Regions from separate parts of the Mus musculus genome. Here regions 2 and 3 are each linked to region 1. The links are chromatin loops, found by intact Hi-C in ENCODE. Cell type or tissue: heart. All regions are shown on one strand. Links, peaks and the distances in the headings refer to the core of each region. The heading gives the core; the rest is flanking DNA.

What was found. Hi-C counts contacts between places; a loop is a spot of excess contacts. Peaks named below come from ENCODE experiments on the same cell type or tissue, not always from the same donor. Only the 100,000 strongest peaks of a DNase experiment are listed, where the experiment ranks them.
Region 2: a loop joins it to region 1, with 6 times the contacts of the local background. A loop is called at or near these places in 9 of 42 quality-filtered maps.
Region 3: a loop joins it to region 1, with 2.9 times the contacts of the local background. A loop is called at or near these places in 3 of 42 quality-filtered maps.

What each region holds. Positions count from the first base shown.
Region 1 is chr5:27,992,583-27,997,708 of GRCm38, reverse strand. No RefSeq gene overlaps it. Among named protein-coding and RNA genes, the nearest start is that of Gm17695, 43 kb to the right of the region's middle. In heart, for the core only: no CTCF peak of the experiment used is centred there; a DNase peak (open chromatin) is centred at 2,328; H3K27me3 peaks cover 466 bases.
Region 2 is chr5:28,068,568-28,073,693 of GRCm38, reverse strand. Insig1 (insulin induced gene 1) reads right to left here and starts at 2,282. Exons shown (of 5, transcript NM_153526.5): 1 at 1,899-2,282; 2 at 23-147. The coding sequence starts at 2,256. All of the region lies in intron 1 of Gm35223 (a long non-coding RNA gene), which reads left to right. In heart, for the core only: no CTCF peak of the experiment used is centred there; DNase peaks (open chromatin) are centred at 1,683 and 2,433; H3K4me3 peaks cover 2,299 bases; H3K27ac peaks cover 2,500 bases.
Region 3 is chr5:27,852,002-27,857,127 of GRCm38, reverse strand. It overlaps Htr5a (5-hydroxytryptamine (serotonin) receptor 5A), which reads right to left. Exons shown (of 2, transcript NM_008314.2): 2 at 2,042-5,126. Among named protein-coding and RNA genes, the nearest start is that of Htr5a, 13 kb to the right of the region's middle. In heart, for the core only: a CTCF peak has its summit at 2,659 (motif pointing left); no DNase peak of the experiment used is centred there.

The DNA of each region.
Region 1 (5,126 bases), core at 1,008-3,507:
AGAGGCCAGCTACATCAGATTGGCCCATGAGCTTGTCAGTAGGAGATTATCTGGGTTTCCTTAACCAATGTGGGAGGACCTAGGACCTAGCCTAAACTTGGAAGTACCATTCCCTGGGTTTGGGCCTTGGACTGTGTAAAGAGGAAAGGCTCTCCTACAAGAGAGCAGCAGCATGTGTGCAGTCATGCCCTCTGCTACTAACCACAGGTGACCAGCTGCTTCAAGTTCCTCCTCCCTTGACTTTCCCTCCCTCATAGACTATAACCTGGAAATTCGAGCAGTGAGCAAACCCCCTTCTCCCTCTTTTGATCAGGGTATTTTATCACAGCAAAAGACGCGCACTCTACTCCGACCCCCTGCCTGTCACCCCAGGCCCACAGGGCAGAGAAGTGAAACAGAGGCAGCTTTATTCCCTTGCCCCAGGGCCTCGGTGGATCAGATGAGCTGCCATATGTGAACTCGGCAATTCACAGACAACACTTCCAGAATCCAGTGAGACTGATGTCCTCTGGGACTGTACACAGTGGCTCAGAAGGAGAGAAACAGGTGCCTTTCAACAGCTGTTTCAGGGTTGGTCCTATTTGTTTTTCCAGGAAGAAAGCAGGTTATCCTTGTGGTGGTTTGAATGTTTGGTGCCCAGTTGTTGGTGTTTGGAGGAGGTTTAGATGCTGTGGCCTTGCTGGAGGAAGTGTGTCACTGAACTCAGGCTCCTTTAGGTAAGGGCAGCGAGCTCATTGCTCCACCAAGTTATCTCTGCGTGGACTCCGTTAGTGCATTAGAGGGGCCTTGTCTGAGGGGAAGAGATGTTTGTTTGGATCTCCCTAAGAAATGTAGTGCCCCGTCTCAGCTGCCATGCTGGTCCTGATGCTGCTGTGTTGGTTTCTCTCAATCCTTAATAGTAAAGGAAACTGCATCGATTCCGAAGGTAACAGTGAGCTTTAGGTCCGGAGAGAATGATGGGGGAGGGGTACACACTTGGTTCCTCAGCCTCCACCTGGTAACTTTGAGTTCACTTCTACACTGTCAAGTTTTCCTCCCTCCCTCCCTCCCTCCCTCCCTCCCTCCCTCCCTCCCTCCTTCCTTCCTTCCTTCCTTCTTTCCCTCCTTCCTTTCGTCTCATGCAGTTTTCAAAGCCTTTCTTTTTTTTTTTTATGGACATACATCATCGAAGCATCTGTTTTCACTTTCTTCTCTGGAAATTAATACAGCTCTTATATTAAAGGTGTTGATGCAAAGTGCAGCCCTTGTTTGTTTGTTCTGGAGCAAAATATAGATGACCGTGCCCCCCCTGGAACACAGATTGCCCCAAATACCATGTTCCAGTAGAAGATTTATAGTTCCAGAAGGAAGAAAGTCATGACCAGACACTTTCCCAATATATCAGCAGGAATATCAGACAGGTGGGTTTACAGAAAAGCACTGTAAACCTCAATAGTGTCTGGCGACATTTTTAGGCTTTTGGTTGCTGGAAGCCAGCATGTGACCAGCCAGATGGTCGCAAGGATGTTAGGTCAGACACAGCCTGCTGCTAGCCTGCCAAGAGGATGTTCTCCAAGGGACAAGGAGCAGCACAGCAGGGCACTGTTGTAGTGACACCGAGGCAAGGGATGAGTGAAGCAGCGTGTTGGCATGGAGTGTGTGCCACATGTGTATAGATGGCTGTCAGATGCCCTTGGGTTTGAGTTACAGGAGGTTTTGAACCCTGGGACCTGAACTCTGCCTTCTGGAAGATCAGGACGTGTTCTTAGCACTGATCTGTGTGGGATTTATTTACCAGGCAGTGAAATGGTCAGATGAGCAATCATAGGATGCCATCACCAGTGAGTCTGCAGGTCAGGGGTCACTCTAAGAGGTCCTCGTGGAAATGGAACACTACCTTGGAGATACCACCACCCCCAGGCAGACACTATCCACTCTGCTGAGGGCACCTGCACATTGGCATGTCAGGAGCAGATGCCAACGAGCTGAAGGATCCTCCATGGGAAGAGCAAGGTGACTAGACCAGAAAAATCACAACCCAATGTGGTCAACATCGAGATAGATAAGAGTCTGTTCTTCTTGTATCACTCTTGATACAAACTCTGAGTGTATTTTACATTTAGAACACTGCACAATTTACCGCTGGAATGTGTTACAATTAGGGCCCAACACTCACAGCCAGTGCCTAGAAGTCCTACCAGAACAATAACTCTAGATAAAGGAAAGGCAATTTACACTTTTGTCTATTTAAATTTACCAGGCTTAAAATCACACCCCCCTACTCCCTTCACTAGAACCCAGCCTTGAAGAGAACCTGTGGCTCGCTCAGGGGTGCTGGTGCCACCTAGTGACCACTCCTGGTAGTGTAGAGTCTTGCCTAGGTTGGCCTGACCTTCCTGTGAACATTTCTCAGAGCATCCTCTGAAGTGGGAGGGAAGAGGCCTGAGGGGAAGGGCAATGAGAGGTCAGTTGTGTCTAGTGTCCATTTATCTCACCGTGTAGGTGCTATTAGCCAGGGATCTCCTTTTGTGAGACACTGGCTTAGAATAATAACTGTTCTAAGGTCTTCCTGGAAGGCCAGGTCTTCTCCACCAACCACAAGATGACAGCTCATCTGCTCATCTGGCATTTTGTCCGGGTGACTTAACAAGACACTCACCTTCCGCACCTCTGCAGCTGAAGTTCTAGCTCAAGGATGGGCTCTTCCTGAAGGTCCCTGCTCCATAGGGAATTGTGAATACCTCTTTTTATTGCAAGACTACAGTCCTGTGGGATGAGGGTTCCATCCTTGGGAACAGGTGCACATGAGTTGCTGGCTATTGAGGCCATGTAGGAGCGCCTGCAAGTTGGCAGGTGGGACCTATTTGTTTGTTGGAGGGACAAACCGACCAATGCCGCGTAACATTTTTCAAGGGGCTGGAGAAGGGTTAGGGAAGGCCCGTCATTATGATGTCTTCAAGCTGGCTTTCAGAGACAGTAAGGCGTCTTGTGACTGAGAGGGCTGAGGTCTGGAAATTACCACAGGTGGTCAAGGGCACCTTGCCAGCCAGGAAGCAGCAGACACAGAGTGTCTAGCTAGTCCTGGAGTTGGGGAACACAGGTCAGCACCACTGGTTCAGAGACCCAGCACTTGCTTCCAGAATCTGGCTCTGGGCTGCCTTAGTCTACTGTGGCTTATGGCCTTGTTGAACACTCTGATCTTTATACAAATTCTATACATAAAAGAACCAAATGGAAATCTGTCAGAATCAGAAGTAAGGTGAGCTATAGTTTATTTTCCTTAAGTATATTTTTAATTAAAATATTTTTCATACAATATATTCTGATTATGGTTCCCCTACCCCAACTCCTCCCATATTCTCTCTGACTCCCTACCCACCCAAATCTATACCCTTTTCTCTCAGTAGAATACAAATAGACACCTACAAGGTAATAAAAAATAAGATTAAATAAAAGCAAACAAACATGAGTAGGTTGAATCAAACAAATTACCAAAAGAGCAAACAAAAAAGTACCAAGATGTACACATTCACACACACAGAAGTTCCATAAAACATAGCACTAGAAACCAACATGCATATACATTTGCATATACATTTGCATATACGTGCAAAAGACCTGTAAGGAAAGAGGGGGAAGAGAGGGAGGGGAAAGAGAAGAAGGAGAAGGAGTGGGAGATGATAACGTGGATGACGAATACAACAGTGAACGAATACAACAGTGAAGATGAAGACTGCTCAAAGAATTATGAGATAAGGGCTAGAGAGATGACTTAGCCATTAAAGGCTAGTCTCACAACCAAAGAAATAAGAGACAAAGAACCTCCAAAACTGCCATTGATGTGTGTGTGTGTGTGTGTGTGTGTGTGTGTGTGTGTGTGTGTGTAGGCTACTTCTGGGCATTGGACCTAGCCCTAAGAGTAGTTTGTATACTCAGTGAGAGTCTGTTGGATAAAATTAATTCTTCCTTTGCCAGTGGTAATTACTTGGAGAGAGTTTCTGGCTTAGCGATGGGGGCATGTGTTCACTTCCCCTCTCAATGCTGGGCCCCCATGTAGGCTTAAACCGTGCACACTGTCAGTCTCTGTGAATTCATCTGTGTGTCAGTTCTGTGTTTAGAAGGCCTTGTTTCTTGGTGTCTTCCATCCCTTCTGGCTCTTACAATCTTTCTACCTCCTCTTCCCCAGGATTCCCTGAACTCTGGTGGGAGGGATTTGATGGAGACATCCCATTTAGGACTGAATGTTCCAAGGTCTCTCTCTCTCTTCTCTCTCTCTCTCTCCACTTAGTTCTCTTGTAGGTCTCTGTATTTGTTCCTATCTACTGCAGAAGGAAGCTTCTCTGATGATGGCTGAGTGATGCATTGATCAATGAGTATAGCAGAATGTTGTTAAGAGTGTGCTCTTTTAGCAGAATAGTACTGATTGGGTTTTCCCTATGTCCCTGGGCTATCTAGTCTCAGGTTTAATCTCATGGACTAGGCCTTCAATCTAATCAGACAATGGTTGGTTACTCCCATGAGCTCTGTGCCACTAGTAGACAGTGTGTCTTGCAGGCAGGACACAACTGTAGATCTGAGGGTTTGTAGCTGGCTTTGTGTTTACTTTTCTTCCCTCACTTGGTGGTACATTTACACAATTCAGCTGTTTAAAAATGATGTCATGGAATTCACAGGTAGATAGAACTAGAAAAAAAAATCCACCAGAGTGAGGTAACCCAGGCCCAGAAAGGCAGCATAGTATGTATTCACTTATATGTAGATGCTAGCTGTTAAGTCAAATGATAACCACGCCACAATGCATAGAACCACAGAGGTTAGGTACAGAGAAAGGTACTAGAGGTACAGATAGATCTTTTTAGAAAAGGGACATAGAATAGATAGTCATGGATGGATGAGGGACAGCCTGGCACAGGATGATCTTCTTGGGAAGTGATGGGAGAAGAGGATGAAGGAAAGTATACAGGGAGAGACAGCTAAAATTAATGGTCACTTGAAGGGTAGTGTGGAAATCTGATTCAGGAGAAGGTTCATAAAATATATACACATGAAAGTGAACTAAATGAAATCACCAAATAATGAGGAGACAGTCCCAACTAGCCATCTCTTGTCACCAAATGAAGCTTCCAGTATTGGGTTACAGTTAATGG
Region 2 (5,126 bases), core at 1,398-3,897, 76 kb before region 1:
CACAGACACCAACTGAGGATACGGCACTGGCGTGGTTGATGCCAACGAACACGGCAATACAGCGCATAACGCTGGCCCATTCTCTCTTGAACTTGTGTGGTTCTCCCAGGTGACTGTCAATACAGGGATACAGTAAACCGACAACAGCTGTTTAAAGAAAAACAAAACAGGATTAGGATACACTGGTGAAAATCAGTCCTTGTGTGGTCATTATTAGTAGGATCCAAACCACTTATTTTCCTCGGCAGTTTGTCACCTGTAGCACAAAGTATTACCTTACATACACCTGTAAGAAAAGGCTGTGGGAAGGCCACCCCACACTGCTCTCTTTTTCTCAGCCTTGACCTGGCCCCAGTGAAGACAAGTCTCACACTGTGAGGAGGGTAGGGTCTCAAGAAGGGAGAGAGGCTGGACAGGTCTCCTCGAGTTTGTTTTCGCATGTGTGAAATGAGGATTATGTAAGTAAAGTGGAGGGCAAAGAAGGTTCTGTGGTTCTCAGAGTTAGGAACTGTCACAAACACAGATTGGACTCCAAAACATTTGGACAGCAGAAGTTGGGCACTCCAGAAGACACAAAGAGAGTAAAACCCAGGAAGGGAGGGACTGTCTGCAGTACAAGTGGGAGCAGTCTCATGGACACAGGGCACAAGACCTCAGTCAGGCTGCCGTCCCACCTTGTCCAGTGTGAACACAGGCACTCAGCCTCAGTGGTGAAAGCAGTACCAGTCCAGCCTCATATTCAGATGAGAAACTGGTTTACTGGGTTCCCTTAAACTTTCATCACAAACATGATGCTTCATGTTGAAGATAAACTTTCAAATTCAAAGAGCCTTAGGTTTCATATGTAAGGAAAAGAGAATTCAAATCTCCATCTTATTCCCCAAGGAACTTTTAAATGCTGGGGATAGTAGTTTGGTGGCAGATGATTTGCCTAGCATGAATGAGGCCACCCCCAGTCCAAAACAACCAAGAAGCACACAACTGTCATGTGGCTGACCCTCATAATGCTGCAGGTGAGCCTGAGAGCAAGCAGCCTTGGAAATCAACAGTTAAGTGTCCTGCATCCTACATTTAACCCATGACTCAGCTACAGCACAGCACCCAAGCCCAGCATATAAAGCATAGGCAGGCAGTCAATAAAAGCTGGCTTCAAAGCAGACAGGCACTGCTCCTGCTGTCCTGTGGCTGCAGATTGGAGGAAAGATGCACCTGAGCAAATACTGCCCACCTACACAGGACAGGACAAGGACAAGCAGGGCTGAGGGGGGAGAAACACTTGACAAATGGTTATCAACGCTGTACACTGTAAACTATGCAGGATCTGTTGGACTGTAATTACTCAACACTTTTGGCAAAAAGCAGCAAAATGATCAAGGAAAGAAAAAAGACTGTGGCACTGTTACAAGTTTCGTTGGGCCTAAGAGGTGACACCATAGGTGTGCTTAGGCCCAAAGGCTCCTTTTTTCCTCCTGTCCCAAGTCTACTGGGCACGGAGTTCCAGAAGGTTTGGCTGATAGCCACAATCTGCAGAAGGCAGAGAAGTCTGTCCCCTGGCAACTGCCTCTTGAGCGCACGTGATGGTTTGTTTTCAGTTATCCAGCGAGGTAGCACGTTTGCTCAGGCAGCCAATAGCTGCGTGGTGCTGCCCTCACCAGTTCTCCAGGCGGCCAATCCTGGCTTCTGGCTCAACGAGACAGCTGCGACTCCTCCACTTAAACTGCCAATTATCTCCTGACCTCATCTCCATCACTAGTCCCTCCAACTTCCGCCTGTCGCTCGCCAACGTCTGGGGTTTCCTACCCTCTCCGTTCTCCTTTTCTTGTAACAAGGGTGACTTTAACAGCTGACGTGTCCCTTCATCCCCCTCCCCCACCCCAAGAACAAGGAAAGGCACTCACCCGCTGCCGTGCCACAGCACGGGGGCACCCACCAGGCGGAGGAGAAGATGGTGGCTATCACCTCGTCGGGGAAGAGCGTGACATTCCGCTGGATCTGCAGCAGGTTGAGCACCAGGGCCAGGACCACGCCAAATGAGAAGAGCACTAGGCTCCGCTGCACCAAGTCGTGGTGCCAGCTGCCCGGCCGCGCGCTGCATCCTGTGGTTCCCGCTCGCTGGCCCCGGGGCGCGTGCTCGGGTTCGGGGACTCCGGGGCCCTGCGGACAAGCGGCCGCCGCAATCATGCCTCGCGGGAGGCTGTACGGCCTCGCAGCGCCCGCGCTTGGATAGTTCCAGACGTGGTCGTGCAGCCTGGGCATCGGCGTCCAGGCACAGCATGGAAGGTACACGCCACGACACTACACGTACCGCGCCCGGACGGCCCAGGAGCGGCCGCGGCCCCGCGCGGTTTCCGCTTATAAGGCAGGCTGCCACCGGAGCCACGTGACCTCACCCAGCCTATCCGCCGCCCGCGCGCCCTGCTGGGGGGCGTGTCTTCAAGCGGCCCCGCCCTGTCCGCGCGCCTGTCCGCTCGGGGTCTGGTGAGGCCGCCGGAGCCAATGGGAGGAGGGCGGCCCATATGACGTATGCACACGCCACCGGGGGGGTGGGGCTGGTGCCCGGCACGCGCTCGAGCGCGCGCTATTCGGGCAGGCGCCGGGGCGGGCACCGGAGCGGGCGGCCAGCGAGTCAGATGGTCCGATGCTGCCCTATTGCGCTGCCGGACCTCGGTTTCTGAGATAATGAGGTCCACGCAGGTCCGAAGGAAAGGACCCGGAGCGCAAACCCTCCTGAGTGCTTAAAAGACCTGGGATCGCTTGGGCTGGCTGCTAATGGCAAGTGCTCTGCAGGTTCACAGCTCAGACCAGGGCTCCCCTAGCCAAGACGCCACCGGCTAAAACCACAGGGTGGTGAGCAGGCCTGAAAAGGCACTGTGTGTGTGTGAGACCTTAGGTAAGGAATGTGGCTTTGTGCCAAAAGTGTAAAACAAAGTCACCCTCCTAAGCAGGCTGTTTCTCAGAGATCATGGGGGCTGTCATTTTCCCAGCGTGACACGGGTGTGGAGACCTGGCTGTCTTTCCCTCACAGCCTGTCCACTCCTCTCTTAGGCGGCTCTATGCGTTGTTTGGAAGAGCTTGAAGCAGTTTTGACTTCAAGGAATGTTGCAACTTGGGTCTTCGCCATTTTCCACACTCTGGCCAGTCCATGCATGTGAGGTTTCATGGGCATACACACACGGGGGTTGGGGACATCAGTACTGTATGGTGTATTACAGCAACATGGGAGCCTTTTTGACAGCAAGAAAGCAGGAGGGCCTGCCCAGCTTCAGCTGATAGGAAATTGTTAAAGGCAGTGAGTCTCTGCTGTGGGATGTAGCAGGTGCTGCCTCTACCACCCATCATCAGCTGCAAGTACTCTAAACAGATGTTGAGAAAGCGACACCTGTGTAAATACACACAATTTTGCCCCCAAGGAACAGACACATCGCTCATAGGAAACTTGGCCCTAAGGAACAGACATGCCAGTCACTTGCAGGAAGCTGGCTTGATGGGACAGTCCCAGACCCTGCACCCACGCCCCAGCACCAAGCATCTGTCTTGTGAGCACTGAGATGTAATTCAGTCCCTTTTTCTCAAGCCATTTTGCTTGTCTTTACAGACTCTCCCCCGGATTTTTTTCCTCTTGTTATAATTCTTACCAAGTAGGCTAAGAGGTTCTAATAATACTTTGTGTGCTTTTGTGATGCTTGCCTGGGGGCAGGGGTTGATATCTTCAGACAATTGCTCTGTTACCAACTTGGTTGTTTCTTCTGCTTACCCAAGCCAGTATTAATGCAGTCTAACCTCTGCTGCTGCTTGACCAGCTCATCTGCACCGGGACAAAGCAAGCTGTGGGCTTAAACCCTGGTGGCTGTTGTGGTATGCAGACCAAGGTGCCCTGTGGACCATGAAGGATACACCCTGTGGCCTGGTTCTCTGGGGGTCCCACGGGGGCTGCTATGGGCTCATGAGCAGTTTACCTCACTTTCAGTGAATGTAGGGTGACGGTAGAGAAGAGTTCAAACTGAGGCTCTTGGAGAGGCTGCCTGCCTATCAAAAATGATACCCAAGGCCTGCTAGGTTTTTGTTTTTGTTTGTTTGTTTTGTTTGTTTTTAATGCATACTGGAAATGGAAGATCAGGGGTCCCTTCTCTGGCCCTGAGGATGAGTGGGGTTGCTAGGGAGATGCTTTTGAGGTGGAGCTCCTTGGCCCTTCACTGTACCACTTCATGTTAATCATTACAGCTTTGCTGATTGCAGGTGCTTCCATCTACTGAGAACTTACCTGGGAGCCACCCATTGCTTTTTATCTATATCTCTGCCATTCTTCCTGGGATAATACCAATGATCATTTGTGACTTAATTCTTAAAACGGACTAGATAAGGAAGTAGATTGGCTATTTTAATGTAGTCTCACCCCTTGCTCACTGTAGACTGTTCAGAAAATAGAATCATATCTGGGGTGAGGTAATGACTTGGTCAGTAACGTGTTTGCTGATTAAGAATAAGAAACGGAGTTTGATCCCTCAGAACCCACAAGGAGCCACATATGTAGCAGTACATGTCTGTCCCAGTACTAGGGAGGCAGACAGGACCCTTGGAGCATGGTAGCTGGATCATACACCTAAAACTGAGCTCTGAGTTCGGAGAGAGACCTTGTTTCAAAAAGAGGTGGAGAGCAATTGAGGAAGACTGCTGAGATCTACCCCTGACCTCCACTTGCATGTGCACAAATGCACCTGGACACACACATGCCAGCCTTCTCCCCTCCACTGAGCACAAGCTGCGGTTAACATATCAGCGAGAGTATGCATTTCTAAGTGTGTTTCTATGCAGAAGCCTATGTGGCTTTGTTAAGTGTTTATTTTATGAAGGCTTATAATTTTTAATGTGTGTGTGTAAATATATGTGTGTGTGTCACATGCATGTAGGTGGCCAGAAGATGACAGATCTCCTCAGACTGGAACTACAGATAGTTATAAGTCACCATGTGGTGCTGGGACCACACCTGGGTACTCTGCTAACCATCTCTAGTCACCCTGCTTCTGGTTTCTAAGCGCTTATTTATTGTGTGTGGTTGGAGGGTTGCTTCTCTCCTTCCACGTGGGTCCCAGGTATTGAATGCCAGCTTCCACCCACTGAGCCATCTT
Region 3 (5,126 bases), core at 1,398-3,897, 140 kb after region 1:
CCCGGGATGTAACTCATCCTTTAACAAGTCATCCATGGTGGAGGGACAGCCATGAGAGGTGAGGGATGGAAGAGGCAGGCGACTTCCAGTTCCAGATTGTAGTCCATGACTTCAGGGAGATCAAGGCAGGAACCTCAGCACCACATCCACAGTCAAGAGCAGAGAGAATAAACGCGACCCTTGTTTGCCTGTGTGATGTCAGTCAGCTAGCTTTCTTTACTCTCATGGAGTAGCAGGACCCAGTCCATAAAGTGGATCCACCTACATTCAAGCTGGTCTTCCCACCTCAATTAAAAATCAAACAGGCCACCACAGGCTTGCCCACAGGTCACCTGATAGCTCCTCAACTGAAACTCTTCCAGGGCTGGGGTACAGTGGCATATGGCATTAGTTCCTGCACTCAGGAGGCAGGGGTAGGTTGGATGGATGTCTCTGAGTTTGAGGCCAGCCTGGTCTACATAGCAAGTTCCAGGCCATCGAAGGCTACACAGTGAGACCTTGTCTAAAAATGAAAGAGAGAGAGAGAGAGAGAGAGAGAGAGAGAGAGAGAGAGAGACTTTCTTCTTAAGTGGTTCTAGATTCTGTCAATTAATAGCTAAAATTAACCAGCATACTTCTTAAAGGAGTCAAGTCCCACCAGAAAAAAAGAAAAAACAAAACAAAACAAAACAACAACAACAAAATCACACCTCAGTTCAAGATAGCTCTTCCTTCCCATGGGATTTGTACCAGAAAACTGGGACATTTACCATGGTTGCCTGGGCACTTAATGTGCTGCCTAGAAGTAGGCAGAAATCCTGCACAAGCATGTTTGGATGGAGGCAGACTGTCCATTAGCCTCCAGGAAGCAGTGGTGAGACTCACTGAGGGGCTAGCCATCTGCACACAATGGCTTATGACTGTGAGTTCTTCATCTCACATCATACTGGCAGACAGACAGACTGACTGATGGACTTGTGACCTGTTCTGGACATGTCAGAAGTTAAACCTTCTTGAGGGTATCATCAGAATCCAATGCAACTGTCCCAGATCGCTTGTCCCTGATGAGTCACTGCTGGAGCCTGCTCGGTTCAGCTCCTCCAGGGGCCCCAGAGAGACCTGAAGTTGCTTTCCTGGTGCCTGCTGGAGGGTACCACCATCTGGCCAGCCTCACTCCTCTGCTATGCTCCCTGGGATCATCTCCCAGATGCAGAAACCTGGCCCTTGCATGGAAATGGTGCCTGAGGAAGCAGCTACCACCTCCTGATGGAGGGAAATCAGGAAGCTTAGGCATTCAGAGGAGTGCAGGGTGTGGGGAGTATGGCCACCCCATTCCTCTTCCTAGGGGCCTCTCAGGCAGAAAAGGTGTCTGGGTCTGAGCTGCAGCCATACCTGAGCCACCCCTGGAAGAGCATCAAGCACCCTTCTTGACTCTGCATCTATAGAGCAGAGCAGAAGGCCAGGGAGAAACCTTAGGCCCAGGCTTCAAAAATGATGCTACTGTTCCTCTTCCCATCATTTTTGAAGCCTTGGCCTATAGAACCCAAAATATCTGCTCACCTGTCACTATTGTACCTGGAAAACACAAGGCTTCGCATGGCCCAGAGAGTCTCAGATCCCCCAGCAGAGCAGAGCCTTCCCTTAGCATGTTGTCTATAGTGGAACAGCAGATCTGTGGTTTCTTTCTTGTTTCTGTAAACATGTTCCTAGTCACTCTCGAGTTTGGGCAGGGTATCTTGGGCCTTCTCAAAGCCTGTCTGGTAACGAGGATCTGGCAGAATGGGCACAAGTGATGGGCACTGGTGTTTCTAGTGACTGACTTCTGCTGTGGGTTCCAGTAGTACCCCACCACCACATATATTGGCATTCGAGAGTAATGGAAAGGGTGCTGGAGAGATACTTGGCTAAGAGCACTTGCTGCTCTTTGCAGAGGACCTGGGGTCAGTTCTCAGTACCTACATCAGGCATCTCTGATTGCCTGGAACTCCAGCCCCAAAGTATCTGTGGCCTCTGGACATAATAGGCACCCATACTCATATGCACAAGTCCACACACATATTCACGTAATTTAAAAAATATTTTAAAGGGTAATGGAAAGCATCCCACAAATATTTGAATTGCATACTGGAGACACAAATCCACATTTGCATCTTATAATGTTGTTTATCAATATATCTTTGCATTGAGACGGAAGTGCAATAATTAATTGATATTCACTCCTTGTGCATCAGGTGTTCCATGCTCTAGGTTTGCAGGGTATATGATTTAAATGTTGGCCAGGAGATGCTAAATACATATGAATGGTAATGTGTGAGTTCATCTTATGAAAATATGAATAATTACTATATTTAGCAATTTAGTTAATATTATTATATACAGTTATATATTATATAACAGAGATTCAGTCCGTTTGATTATAGTATCTTTCTCTGATTAGAGTGACCAGAATCATGGGGCACTGAGGAGTGTGAACTTCCATTTCTCCCTCAGTCTTAATGAAAAGTTCAAAGGAAATGGACCTTAGAAAAGAAATGTATCTGGGCCTGGAGAAATGGCTGTGTGTAATAGCACTGACTCCTCCGTCAGAGGACCTGAGTTCAATTCCCATCAACTACTTGGTGGCTCACAAATATCTGTACAGTTCCAGGGGATTTGGTGCCCTCTTCTGGATTACACAAGTACTGCAAGTACATAATTCATGCACATGTAGACAATCATACAAATAAAATAAAAACTAGAGGTTAAAAAAAATCACTGTATTTATTATTTTAAAATTATATGTACATGTGTGTAGGTTTGCACATGTGTGCATGCCTGTAGGCAGCTGCTCAGGCCAGAGATATCAGATCCCCTAGAGACGGTGTTACATGTGGTTATGCGTTGCCTAATGTGGTGCTGAGGAAAGATAGAATCCAGGTCACCTGCAAGAGCAGGATGTGCTCATAGCCACTGAGCTGTCATTTTAGCTTCAAACAAACCTTTAAGGAAAAACAGGTAAATATTGAAGGATGGGACTGGATGAGAAACCCCATCAGAAATTTTAGATAGACAGACATGGTACAGTTTACACTGGAGTCCGTATGCGGTGTCCATTCCTTCTCTTGTGGGCACTCAACAAACACATCCTCATTATAACACTGAAAAGTCAAGTGATCCCCCTGGGTCCCAGTGATCCTGGGGACAGGAAATATGAGGAAGTAAGCGAGTCTATACTTTAAAGTACTTATGAGTCTAGTATGTGAACTAAGAAATACATGGAAGCAAAATAAAAATCTAAGGAAATCCCAAGTAAGTTCTCCACTGCATTGCTTTCATGCACAGACAGGAATCAACATGAAACATGTCCACAGTCATGAAGCTGGCTGTCGAACTCCTTTCATCAGTTCATATTCTGGTGTAAAGATTGTCTTTGCAGGAAATTCAAGATAACCTCATGTCAAAACCACAAAGAAATGATCACAAATTTTCTATTTTGGAATGTGGATGGATACAATTTATTATATACAATATAATATATCTGTGCCTTCATATATATATATATGTATATATATATATATATATAGTTTTGATTTGTGCATTTGTGAAATCAAGGACATGGAATATAATGGAGTTTTATTGCCCTAGAGTTTGGAGATATTTTGAATGATGGGTAAGCTGTTTGTTTTAAATTGAGGTGATATGGGCGAATGGTCCCATGTGGTGATAAAAGTGGTGTCGGTCGGTTGGGACCCTTCAGGTGGCAAGGATGGACTAAGTGCTGCTGTAAGTACTCAGCATACCAGGGTGGGCAGTCACTCTACTGCTGCTACAGAGGAGCACCCCGACTTTCCTTGGGTCTAGAGGCTCATCATAGTGAGTCCTCCAGGCTGAGCATAGGCAGTAAAGGACAGACAGACAGACAGTGCAGAGTTTGCAGTTAGAACATTCTATGTGCATCACTTTCCTAGGACTCAGAGTCAACAAAAAAACCAAGGCCAAAAAAAGAAAGAGAAAAAGCTCTTGTTGAAACCATTAATGAAACCTTGTTATGAGAACAGTCATGACAGTCTGGACGCATGAGTCCTTCGTTCTGTTCACTTTCCAGCCTGGCTCAGGCCAGTCCCCAGTGCACGGTGTGTGTCTAGTCTAGACCACTGCTCCAAGACAAAGGAGCTCAGAGAACTGGAGAATTTTTTTGTCTAAAAACCCTCTTGGTCTGGGTGTGGTAATACATACTTTTCCAGCATTCAGGAAACAGAGGCAGAGGTAGAGGCAGGAAGGTCTCTGTGAGTTTGAGATCAGCCTGGTCTATACAGTGGGTTCCAGGACAGCCAAGGCTACTTAGTACAGCCCTGGGTCAAACATAAATAAATGAACAGATAGTTACAACCTCATAAGGATGAAGTTGTCACATCACACTTCCAGCCAACTGCAGACACATGCCAACTCTCTGCAATGGCAGCATCGTCTGGGTGTGCTGAGAGCCCACTTCCTGGATGAGGATTCTTCAGCCAACGGCCCCTGGGTGGCTGTAAAAGCAAACCAGTGTTTCTCGCTGCTGGGATCTGAAGTGTGGGTGCTTTTGCTGAGAACCACATGCTAAGAGTTGTCCACAACCCTGTAGGTCCTGATAGCTCTATCTTCAGTTTATGGGAGAAGTCAGCACAGACAGGGTTCTCAAAAGGTGACTGGCTCTGGCTCTTCTTTCCCTCCTTGGCTCTTTTGATAGTGTTCTCAGAGTTCCCTTGGGATAGCCTTGGAGGTAAGAGTGTGCCCAAGGTTTTCTGTGGCCGTATAAACACTGTGTCTTCCCTAGCCTGTCTTGACTCACCAGTCACACTGCCAACTTGATAGTGGCATCACTTGACCCGTGTCTGCCTATCTGGTCAAGTTCATACACCAACAAAACCATCACTATAAAATGGCCAGCACTCCTGTTCACTTCATGTGTCTGGTTGTCAGGTCCTTATATAGTCACCAACTATGAAACTCTATTTAAAAAATAGATAGCTCATGGCTGCTGTTAGCCTAAAATTTTAATATTTAAGAAAGAAACACTAAGGCTAGAAAAATTTAAAGAAATTAGACCAAGAAAACCCAATAGTAAATAAATAATTTTGATAAATTCTGTGAAATTGGTAGATTTTTCTATTTTTCATGAGCAATTG